Regions from separate parts of the Homo sapiens genome. Here region 1 is linked to region 2. Evidence: read pairs that join two places in POLR2A ChIA-PET (ENCODE). Cell type or tissue: A673. All regions are shown on one strand.

Evidence for each region. Peaks named below come from ENCODE experiments on the same cell type or tissue, not always from the same donor. Only the 100,000 strongest peaks of a DNase experiment are listed, where the experiment ranks them.
Region 1: POLR2A ChIA-PET joins it to region 2 with 10 read pairs; 3 of 35 experiments call an interaction of 5 or more read pairs at or near these places.

What each region holds. Positions count from the first base shown.
Region 1 is chr9:113,255,034-113,260,033 of GRCh38, reverse strand. SLC31A1 (solute carrier family 31 member 1) reads right to left here. Exons shown (of 5, transcript NM_001859.4): 2 at 3,757-3,920; 3 at 2,849-2,921; 4 at 1,172-1,340. The coding sequence starts at 3,885. LOC107987119 (a long non-coding RNA gene) reads left to right here and starts at 3,431. Exons shown (of 3, transcript XR_007061737.1): 1 at 3,431-3,579. In A673, no CTCF peak of the experiment used is centred here; no DNase peak of the experiment used is centred here.
Region 2 is chr9:113,572,330-113,577,329 of GRCh38, reverse strand. The region is part of intron 17 of RGS3 (regulator of G protein signaling 3); the gene reads right to left. Among named protein-coding and RNA genes, the nearest start is that of RGS3, 110 kb to the right of the region's middle. RefSeq lists an enhancer at 2,682-2,731. In A673, no CTCF peak of the experiment used is centred here; no DNase peak of the experiment used is centred here.

The DNA of each region.
Region 1 (5,000 bases), 320 kb after region 2:
AGGAGGAGAAAAGGACGAGGAGTAATCCCGACTTACCTCCACCTTAGATCCTGAAAGGGAAGCCGTAAACCCTCTCACGCTCATCTGCCCGAATATTTTTAGGCTTCCCACCTTTGCAAAGTTTACATTCTACAAAAACAGAAACAGAGGCTGGGGGTGGTGGCTAATGCCTTTAATCCCAGCACTTTGGGAGGCCGAGGTGGGCTGATTGCTTGAGCTCAGGAGTTTCAGACCAGCCTGGGCAACATGGCGAAACCTTGTCTCTACAAAAAATAAAAAAAATTAGCTGGGTGTGGTGGCTCATGCCTGTAGTTCCAGCTACTTAGGAGGCTGAGGTGGGAGGATCACTTGAGTCTGGAAGGCAGAGATTGCAGTGAGCCAAGATAGTGCCACTGCACTTCAGCCTGGGCAATAGAGGGAGACCCTGTCTCCAGAAAAAAAAAAAAAAAAGAAAGAAAAAAAGAAAAAAAAATAGAATTGAGGGTTGGGTAGTATAGAAGAAATTACTTAATTAGGGATAAGGAGACCTGGCTACTCATCCCCTGTGCCACCTTAGGTAGGTCACAATCCTTCTGGGCCCCAGTAAGCTCATCAGTACAATAAATAACACTGCTTGTTTGAAAGCAGGATATCAGTCTATAGGATTTCTTAAGGTCCAATTTGGTTTTAAGACTTACATTTTTATTAAAACAATCTCAAAAAACATTTGCCAATCTATGGGAAAAACCAATAATCATCCAAATACTTTCTTAGACAGAACACAGAAATCAATACAGTCTTACATTGTAAAGAAAAAGAGGACAGGGCTGACTAGGTGTAACTTTATAGAATCAACTGCAATCTGCCATTCTTTTATATCTTGATCTGAATTTCTTAACTTGTTCATTATTATTTTGGTAAATATTTTAAAATATGGATTCCTCACTTCCCTTCTTCCAAAGTGGCCAATCCGTACAACTCAGAACAAACATTCATATTTGCAGAAGACTCCCTCTCATTCCTCCTTTGGCCTGCTCATGACCTACAAACCCAAACCTCCAAGGACAGTTTTGATCAAGGTCATACAGAACTCCTAACTCAAGAAGAGGGCTGCTGCTGATCACACAGCTGCGCTTTGCTGCTTAACTGATCGAGTTCTTTAGGACTTCATCTGGATCTGTTCAGTTCTTACCCAACAGTTTTGTGTGTCTCCATAAGGATGGTTCCATTTGGTCCTGGGACAGGCATGGAATTGTAGCGAATGCTGACTTGTGACTTACGCAGCAGGCTCTCTCGGGCTATCTTGAGTCCTTCATAGAACATTGCTAGTAAAAACACTGCCACAAAAGCTCCAGCCATTTCTAAGTATGGAAGGAAAATATGGAGGTACTGTCAAACATGTGCAAAATCATTAGCCAATGTGCTGTCCAGCTAGAAAGACACATAGAAAAAATGCTACTCTCAGCTTTTGAAGACATTATATTTTTACCTCTTCTCTTGCTCAGATAGGAGAACGGCTAAGATGGTGTAACTGAAAACTATTGCCTCTGCCAAGAACATATTTACTTTCTGATTAAGATAAGAAAAATAATCAGAACAACAATAACCTTTTGGTCAGACTGCTTGATATCATTAAATTAGGTTTGTTACACTGAAACACACAATGTAGAATATGGAACAGGGAATAAAACAATTTAGTTTCATCAGTGGCTGACTACATTTCCTGAATAGGCATTTCAATTCTAAGTCTTTCACACTGTGAAGTGTTGGTAATGATATAAATGTATTCAAACTGCTAATTTAACACATTACCTGAACTAAATGCTCTCCTTCTTCCCAAAACAAATTGATTTTATGGCTCCAAACAGACATCTGGTACCTAAGGCAGTCCAACTGACTATTGAGTTTGCGCAAGTTAAATTTAAAGTATACCATACAACATAATAGACACAAACAGATGGGTAATCATCTACCTCAAAACTAGGAGTGTCTAAGATGGGCCGTGCCAAGAATCAGGAAGGATGTGGGCCATAGTTTGGTAGACTAAAAGAACACTGGTCTAGGTAGCTCTAGAAGGTCTGGGTCCTTGTCCTAGCTCTGACATATTAACTCTATGATTGATGGCGAGTCATTTCACAATTTGTGGCACTTAATTTATTGTAAAATTGAAGTATTAGAACAATAGTTTTAAACTTATTTTGTGGTACTTAATTTGAGTTAGTCTTATGTCCAGGACTAATAACTTATCAAATAAGTAAACACTCTGAGGCCGGGCATGGTGGCTCATGCCTGTAATCCCAGCACTTTGGGAGGCTGAGGTGGGTGGATCACTTGAGGTGAGGAGTTCGAGACCAGCCTGGCAAACATGGCAAAACCCCGTCTCTATTAAAAATACAAAAATTAGCCAGGCATGGCGGTAGGTGCCTGTTTAACTCCAGCTACTCAGGAGGCTGAGGCAGGAGAATCGCTTGAACCTGGGAGGCAGAGATTGCAGTGAGCCAAGATAGCTGCCATTGCACTCCAGCCTGGGTGACAAGAGTGAAACTCCGTCTCAAAAAAAAAAAAAAAAAAAAAAATTAAACACTCTGGAAAAGAATGAAAGAAAATGGATTGCAAAAGATTCTATCTGGTATCTAAATTATTTTTTAGAGCTCCAAAACATACATGTTAGTTAACAGAGGTTTACCAGAGGACCAAAAAAGTACTGTGTTTCCTACCTTCTAGGTAGGAAATAGGAACCAAGATGGTTATGCATCATTACCATGTTGACTTAGTAATTAGGACAGAAAGAGGTGCTGGACTTCCAAATTATTTGTCACTGTCTCTCATGTGACTATCACCTTCCAACACTACCTAATGGCTTACTCACCTCCAGCTGTATTGATCACCAAACCGGAAAACAGTAGTTCCACATTCTTAAAGCCAAAGTAGAAGGTCATAGGCTGCCAGAAAACCAAAACAAGTCAGTTAGAGATGAATGAAAATTCTAAATGAGAATTTGGGGCAAAGAAGCTTAGAACATTTAAAAGTAGAAGATCTGGATAATAAGAGACATTCACGTGAGTGGGAGGCTTTTGCCCTCATGTTAGCGTTACCACCACAGGCACCGAGCATGAGTATTCTACTAGGCCCCCACCATCAACTTTTCTCCTGGGCCCCCACCATCAACTTTTATCTTTTTTTTTTTTTTTTTTGATACGGATTCTCGCTCTGTAGCCCAGGCTGGAATGCAGTGGCGAGATCTCGGCTCACTACAACCTCCACCTCCTGGGTTCAAGCGATTCTCCTGCCTCAGCCTCCCAAGTAGCTGGGACTACAGGCGAATGCCATCATGCCCAGCTAATTTTTTGTATTTTTAGTAGAGATGGGGTTTCACCGTGTTAGCTAGGATGGTCTCGATCTCCTGACCTTGTGATCCACCTGCCTTGGCCTCCCAAAGTGTTGGGATTACAGGCATGAGCCACTGTGCCTGGCCAACTTTTGTCTTTTTCTCTTTTCCACCCAAGGCATAAAGACCAGAACCCCTAATTCAGAAAAGAGTCGATTTCAGAAGGGACCACCAAAGAAAGAAGCCTAAAATCTTGGTTCTGGTGTGACTCTGTAAGTAGCTTGCCACATAATCTGGAGCAAATGACTTGACTTGCTTGGGTCTGCTTTAGTTATCCTCACTGGTAAACTGACCTTTAAAGATAATAAGCTTCCAGTACTAAAATTCCATTATTTCTATTACCCAAGTGGGTGGGAAAGGGCCTGCATTGCCCCTCCTATGGCACTCACCATCATCATCATGCTGCTGTCTCCTCCACCATGGGAGTGTGAGGCTGAAGTGGTTGGGTGATGGTGAGAAGGTTGCATGGTACTGTTGGAGTCCATATAGCTCATCCCCATATGGTGGGAATGATCCATTTTTTCCAGGAAAAGTTGAGAGTCAGCAGAAGATTCTTTTAAGAGAAAGAATTATATATAATAATTTAAGGATATAAAAATCTTATCTCTTTTTTTTATTTTTAGAGATGGAATCTTGCTATGTTGCCCAGGCTGGAATGCAATGGCTATTCACAGGCATGATCCCACTACTGATCAGTACAGGAGTTTTGACCTGCTCCATTTCTGATCTAGGCTGGTTCACCAGGCAACCTGGTGGTTCCCTGCTCCTGGGCTTGTTTCTTGGTAAATACTTTGTCTATATGGAATGCATCTAATAAATGAATGCTCTCCTAGCATCTTTACTCAGAATTATTTTTCATAATCTACAGATGGAGAGAGAAAGAACTCGTGCTAATAGGGATCACTTTTGGAGACTGTAGCAGAAAGGGTTTACACGTAGGGCTACAGATGCCTAACCCTTCCTTATTCTGCAGAATTGTTCCTTTTTTTTTGAGACAGGGTCTTGCTCCATCACCCAGGCTGGAGTGCAACTCACCACAGCCTCAACCTCAGCCTCCTGAGTAGGTGGAATCACAGGCCTGCACCACTACCACGCTCAGCTAATTTTTTGTTTTATCGTACAGATGAGGTCTCGTGTTGCCCAGGCAGGTCTCGAACTCCTGAGCTCAAGCAATCCTCTTGCCTTGGCCTCCCAAAGTGTTGGGATTACAGGTGTAAGCCACTGTGCCCCACCAGTATAGTTCCTTTAATAGGTATGCTTAATATATGTTCAAACTTAAATATTAGATAAGGAGAAGGAAAGCAGCTTCTTTGGGTTGCAGGAAACAGGCAATCTGTAATAAGATACAAATGAATGCCATTAATGAAATTTAACTGCTTTAAGGCTTTCTAATCATAAATGTCAGCAGATAAAAAGCAAGGACTTCAGATAATTCACCTAATTGGGATGGCCTGTGCCTAATCAGGATATTTGGATTACATTTTCACATACAGGACAACCAGCCTTCAGCTAATTTAAATTTGAAGAAAGGTCTACTATGGCCCTAGGCACGCAGTGTGCTCAGACTTCAGATACAATTTCAATCCTACCAGGACATTAGAGTGAAGAACATGAAAAACAAGGTATAAATTGG
Region 2 (5,000 bases):
ACTTTGCACTAATTTCTAAAGCTAATTTCTAAAAAATAAAAGTTGAGGCCAGGCACGGTGGCTCAAGCCTGTAATCCCAGCACTTTGGGAGGTCAAGACGGGTGGATCACCTCAGGTCAGGAGTTCGAGACCAGCCTGGCCAATATGGTAAAACCCTGTCTCTACTAAAAATACGAGAATTAGCCAGGCAACATGGCGCGCACCTGTAATCCCAGCTACTTGGGAGTCTGAGGCAGGAGAATTGCTTGAATCCAGGAAGCGGAGGTTGCAGTGAGCCGAGATTGCACCACTGCACTCCAGCCTGGGCAATAGAGTGAGACTCTGTCTCAAAAGTAAAAAATCAAAAAATTAAAAAGTTGATTAATCTTTTTTAAAAAGAATGTTTCTACTCTCTCCATGTCCACTGCTGCCACTTCCCTCTAGACCACTGTCATCCCCCACCAGGATGATGTGGGGCTCACAGTGGCGGTGCAGACCCCACTGGCCATTCTCTGTGCTATGTCAGGGGAGCTGCCTCCATGCAAACCTCAACTTGTCACTCCTCTGCTTAAAACGTTGCTGTGGCTGGCTCCCCAATACCTCTCAGATAAAGTCCAAATTCTGTAGCCCTGGAAGACCCTGGGCTCTGTCTCCCTGTAGCCTCACGTCTGACCACTCCCCACCTGAAGTGTTTGAATGAATAAATGAATGAAAGAACAATCGCTGGGTGCGGTGGCTCACGCCTGTAATCCCAGCACTTTGGGAGGCCAAGAAGGGCAGATCACAAGGTCAGGAGATCGAGACCATACTGGCCAACATGGTGAAACCCCGTCTCTACCAAAAATACAAAAATTAGCTGGACGTGGTGGTGGGCGCCTGTAATCCTAGCTACTCGGGAGGCTGAGGCAGGAGAATGGCTTGAACCCCAGAGGCGGAGGTTGCAGTGAGCCAAGATCACGTCACTGCACTCCAGCCTGGTGACAGAGCAAGACTCTGTCTCAAAAAAAAAAAAAGAAAGAACAATCCAGTGAACTTCACAGGACCATCTAGACTCTTAGCCTCAAAGTGCAGCCCAAGAGCCAGCAGCAGCATCACCCAGGAGCTTATATAAAATACACACTCATTTTTTTGTTTTTGTTTTTGTTTTTTTTGAGATGGAGTCTCGCTCTGTCGCCCAGGCTGGAGTGCAGTGGCGTGATCTCAGCTCATTGCAAGCTCCGCCTCCCGGGTTCACGCCATTCTCCTGCCTCAGCCCCCCAAGTAGCTGGGACTACAGGCACCTGCCACCACGCCCGGCTAATTTTTTGTATTTTTAGTAGAGACGGGGTTTCACCATGTTAGCCAGGATGGTCTCGATCTCCTGACCTCATAAAATACACATTCGTAAACCTCAATTCACACCCACTGGATCGGAACCTGCACTTTAATAGGATCCCAGGAGATTCATTTGCACATTAAAGTTTGAAAAACACCGACCTAGACTATTGGTTCTTAACGGAGAAGTACACTTTAGAATCACCTGAGGAGTATCTTAAAAATGCCTGTCTGGACCCAATCTAAGACCTACTGCATCACAGTCCCTAGGAGTAAGGCCCAGGCCTTTTTACTTCTTTCTGACTGACGAGACAATTCTGGAGAGTGGCGTCAGGTAACAGGCAAGGTGACTGTCTGTTACGTGAGGCCCAGAGAAGGGAAGTGATAAGGCCAAGGTCATACAACAGAATCAGCACTAAAATCCAGCCCAGAACCTCGCCCAGGACCAGTTCCAACACATAGAACCCTCTCTATAGTGGGGAGCCTGTGCAGAAGAGGCATGACCTTGGAGCAGGACGGGGGAGGTGGCAAGTTCCCTGGAGGCAGCTGCCCATTCACGTTCCCTAAACAGAGGCCCCACTGCAGGAGGAGAGAGGGGCAAAGGAAGAATTCGACCACAGACTGAAGCTCCTCTGTCAGAGGCTCAGGAGGGCGGCACACCACAGCAGGGAGTGCACCCACTCTACAGAAAGCAATACTGAGGCACAGAAGGTTAGCTCACCCCCGCGCAGGGACTCTCAGGACAAAGCCAACACTCACAGAAAGGGAATCCCTGAGGAAAGAGGAGACACGAGGGCCCCCTCAGAAAACCTTCCTACTCTTGGCTATCGCCTGACCAAGCCAGAAGGACATGCCGCTTGCAGCCTGCTGGAGACCCACCACCACCTGCCTGGATGCCCAGCTTCTCCCAGGGCGGGGAGGCGGCTCCCGGGGTCTGGGTTTCAGCACGGTGCTGCCCTGTCACCCCCTCACCAGGTCCCTTCTCCTCTCGCCTCCATTTCTGACACCACTGCTTCAACATGGGTGGACTCGTAGTCTTTGTCCCCACCCACCACCCCAAACACCCCTTCTACTCCTCCAGCTCTCTTCTCTGAAAAGCAGGGAGTTGAGAGTTGAGAGCAGGGGGGTTCCTAGCTTCTTCCTGAGCTAGTGGTGACTGATGCCTTGTGAGAAGGGGAACTCCAGGCCCCCTGGGGCTCTGCTGAGGAACCAGTCTGCCTGTGGGATCCATCCTCACTCCCCTTCCCACCCGGCACCCTGCTTTTCTGCCTGCTCCGTGTGTGTGTACTGGGACCTCTCATTTCCCTAAGCTCTCTATCCCTCAAGTCTACTTCCTGCCCATCCCTGTGAGCACTGGTTCAATCTGCCTCGGATGCCCTGGCTAGAAGGCTCTCTGCTCCCCTGCCAAGACCCAGCCTGCCCTGCTGTCATGGCCCCGGGCAGGTCCTGTTTGGCTCATCAGGATCATGTCTGGCTTATTCACACCATTTCCCCCAAGACTTACTCAGCAAATACCTACAGAGCTGCAGCCATGCGCCAGGGCCTGTGTTGGCTATTGCTGCCAAACAGCAACAAGCCATGTTCTCTGCCTTGGAGATGCCAGGTCCATCTCTCACCCACCTGCTACCATGCTAGGAGGCTGTGGAAGTAGAGGCAGCAGGGACAACTAGGATGGCTCTGGGAGGAGGTAATAGGGGGGAAAAGATGGGACAGGATATTCCAGGCTGAGCCAGAGCCAGCAGGGAACATTCAAGGAAGTGGAGGTGGTTGGATGAGGCAGGAGCATGGATATTTTAAGGAATTCCAACGTTACCCTGAAAGCAATGTTTACTTAGCGCTGCAGAGGTAAGGAAGGTGAAGCTAGAGGTGTTCAAAACAGATAATGATGACAAAGATAGGGGAGAGAGAGAGATCATTAACTGAGCATCTACTGCATGCCACACACTGTGACAGTTGTTTTATACTTTAGGCTCTACTTCCAACAATCCTATGAGATCAGTATCATTTTTAATAAGAAAACTAGGAGTTAGAGACATTAAGTAACTTACACAAGATCAAAAAGCAAGTCAGTGGAAGAGTCAGAATTGAAACCATGGTCTGCCTGACTCCAAAGCCCTGCTCTTTCTACTCCTCTGTGATCTCCTTTCCTGCCGTCTTCACTTCCTCCTTCCCTTCCTTCAAAGGATGCTTCCTGAGGACAAACCTGGGCCTGGCTCTGTGCTAGGCAGTGGAGAGCAATACCAGACGCAGGGGCCCCGCTCGGACTCCACATGGTTGGAGACTGAGGGGCAGGAGACTGACACCTGGTGTTGGGAGGGGCAGTGCAGAATTCTGTACACCCAGTGACCCTCCCAAATCCTCTCCCTCCCAGGGTCCCCTTCCAGGTGGGGAGAGCTAGAAGCGTGTGGCTTCTCTGTGATGTTTTCTGCTAGGTTAATCAAAGAAGCTCTGCCATGCCAGGATGACCTCAGGGAAGGACACAAATAGCACTGCAGTCATGAGGTCAGCCTTTGGAAGCAGGAGGGCCTGGGGGTGAATCCCAATTCCTATCCATGTGCCGCCTCCCTCACAGCCAGTGTGCCGCTTCCTCACGGCTGCTACGGGGCATATGGAGGCAGTGCCTGGCACACAGTAGCCCATGGTGGTGCCCCTCTGCTCCTTGCCTTCCTCTCCACAGCTTGACTCTCTCATGAGTGGGCACCAGGGACCAACCCAAAAACTAAGGTTTTACTCCAAGCAACAGCTCTGAGAATAGGGAGGACTGAAAGCCAGAGGTGGAAGGAGGGAAGCCTATTGCTGATGAACAACTGGGGCTTGGAGATAGGCAAATCAAGCTTCAAACCCTGGCTCTGCCACCTCCTACGTCAAGGTACCTGCACAGGCTGCTTAACCTATTCAGGCTCGATTTCCTCATCTGTAAAATGGCAATGTGAATACTGAGTACCCACATCACAGCTCTGTGGGGAGGGCTTAGCATAGGGCCTGGCACCTAGTAAGTGCTCAATAAGCATCTGCAATTTCTGTAATCATAATTGTTACTCTCATGACGATCATCGACATCATCAGCTCCCTCTCCTGCATCCAATTCCGGGACAGGGCACTTGACGTATTCTGACCCTTACAGCAGCCTAGGACAGGAGTCCTGTTAGTTGCAGGTTTCAGGGGGGGAAACTTGGAAGCTGAGAAGGCAGATGAGTCTGTGCTCAGCCTGCCCCTAGGCTGGGTCAGTCTGGCTCACTGCATGGCCTGGGCCAAATCACTCCCCTCACTGGGTCTTGCTCTTCCCAGCATGTCTGTCCAGTTCTGAATCTCAGCTAGCCTAGAAAGATCAGAGTTCAGGGCCCAAGGCATAGCCAGGTCTCCTTGTGGGGGCATCAAGGGCAGGAGGAACAGAAAGGTCCCCCTTTCCAGATACACACCCTTGCCTTATCTGTCTGCCCCAGTCTGCCCCACTGCCCTCCTCCTTCAGGGCCTGCAGCGCTGGGGGCACTGGGTGGTGGTGGGGTGCCCATCCAGTAAAAAAAAGAGGCTTTTTCACTCGAGGACACTGGAGTGGACATGTGGACATGAGACTAAGCCACAACCCTGTGGCCGAAGGTCACCCTCCCGAGCCTCAGGCACACTCAGCCTCACCGCTGCCTCCTGAGGCAGGCACACCCTATCTCTGCTTGGGGGTGATGTCAGGGCTAGGTTTGGCTGAATTTACA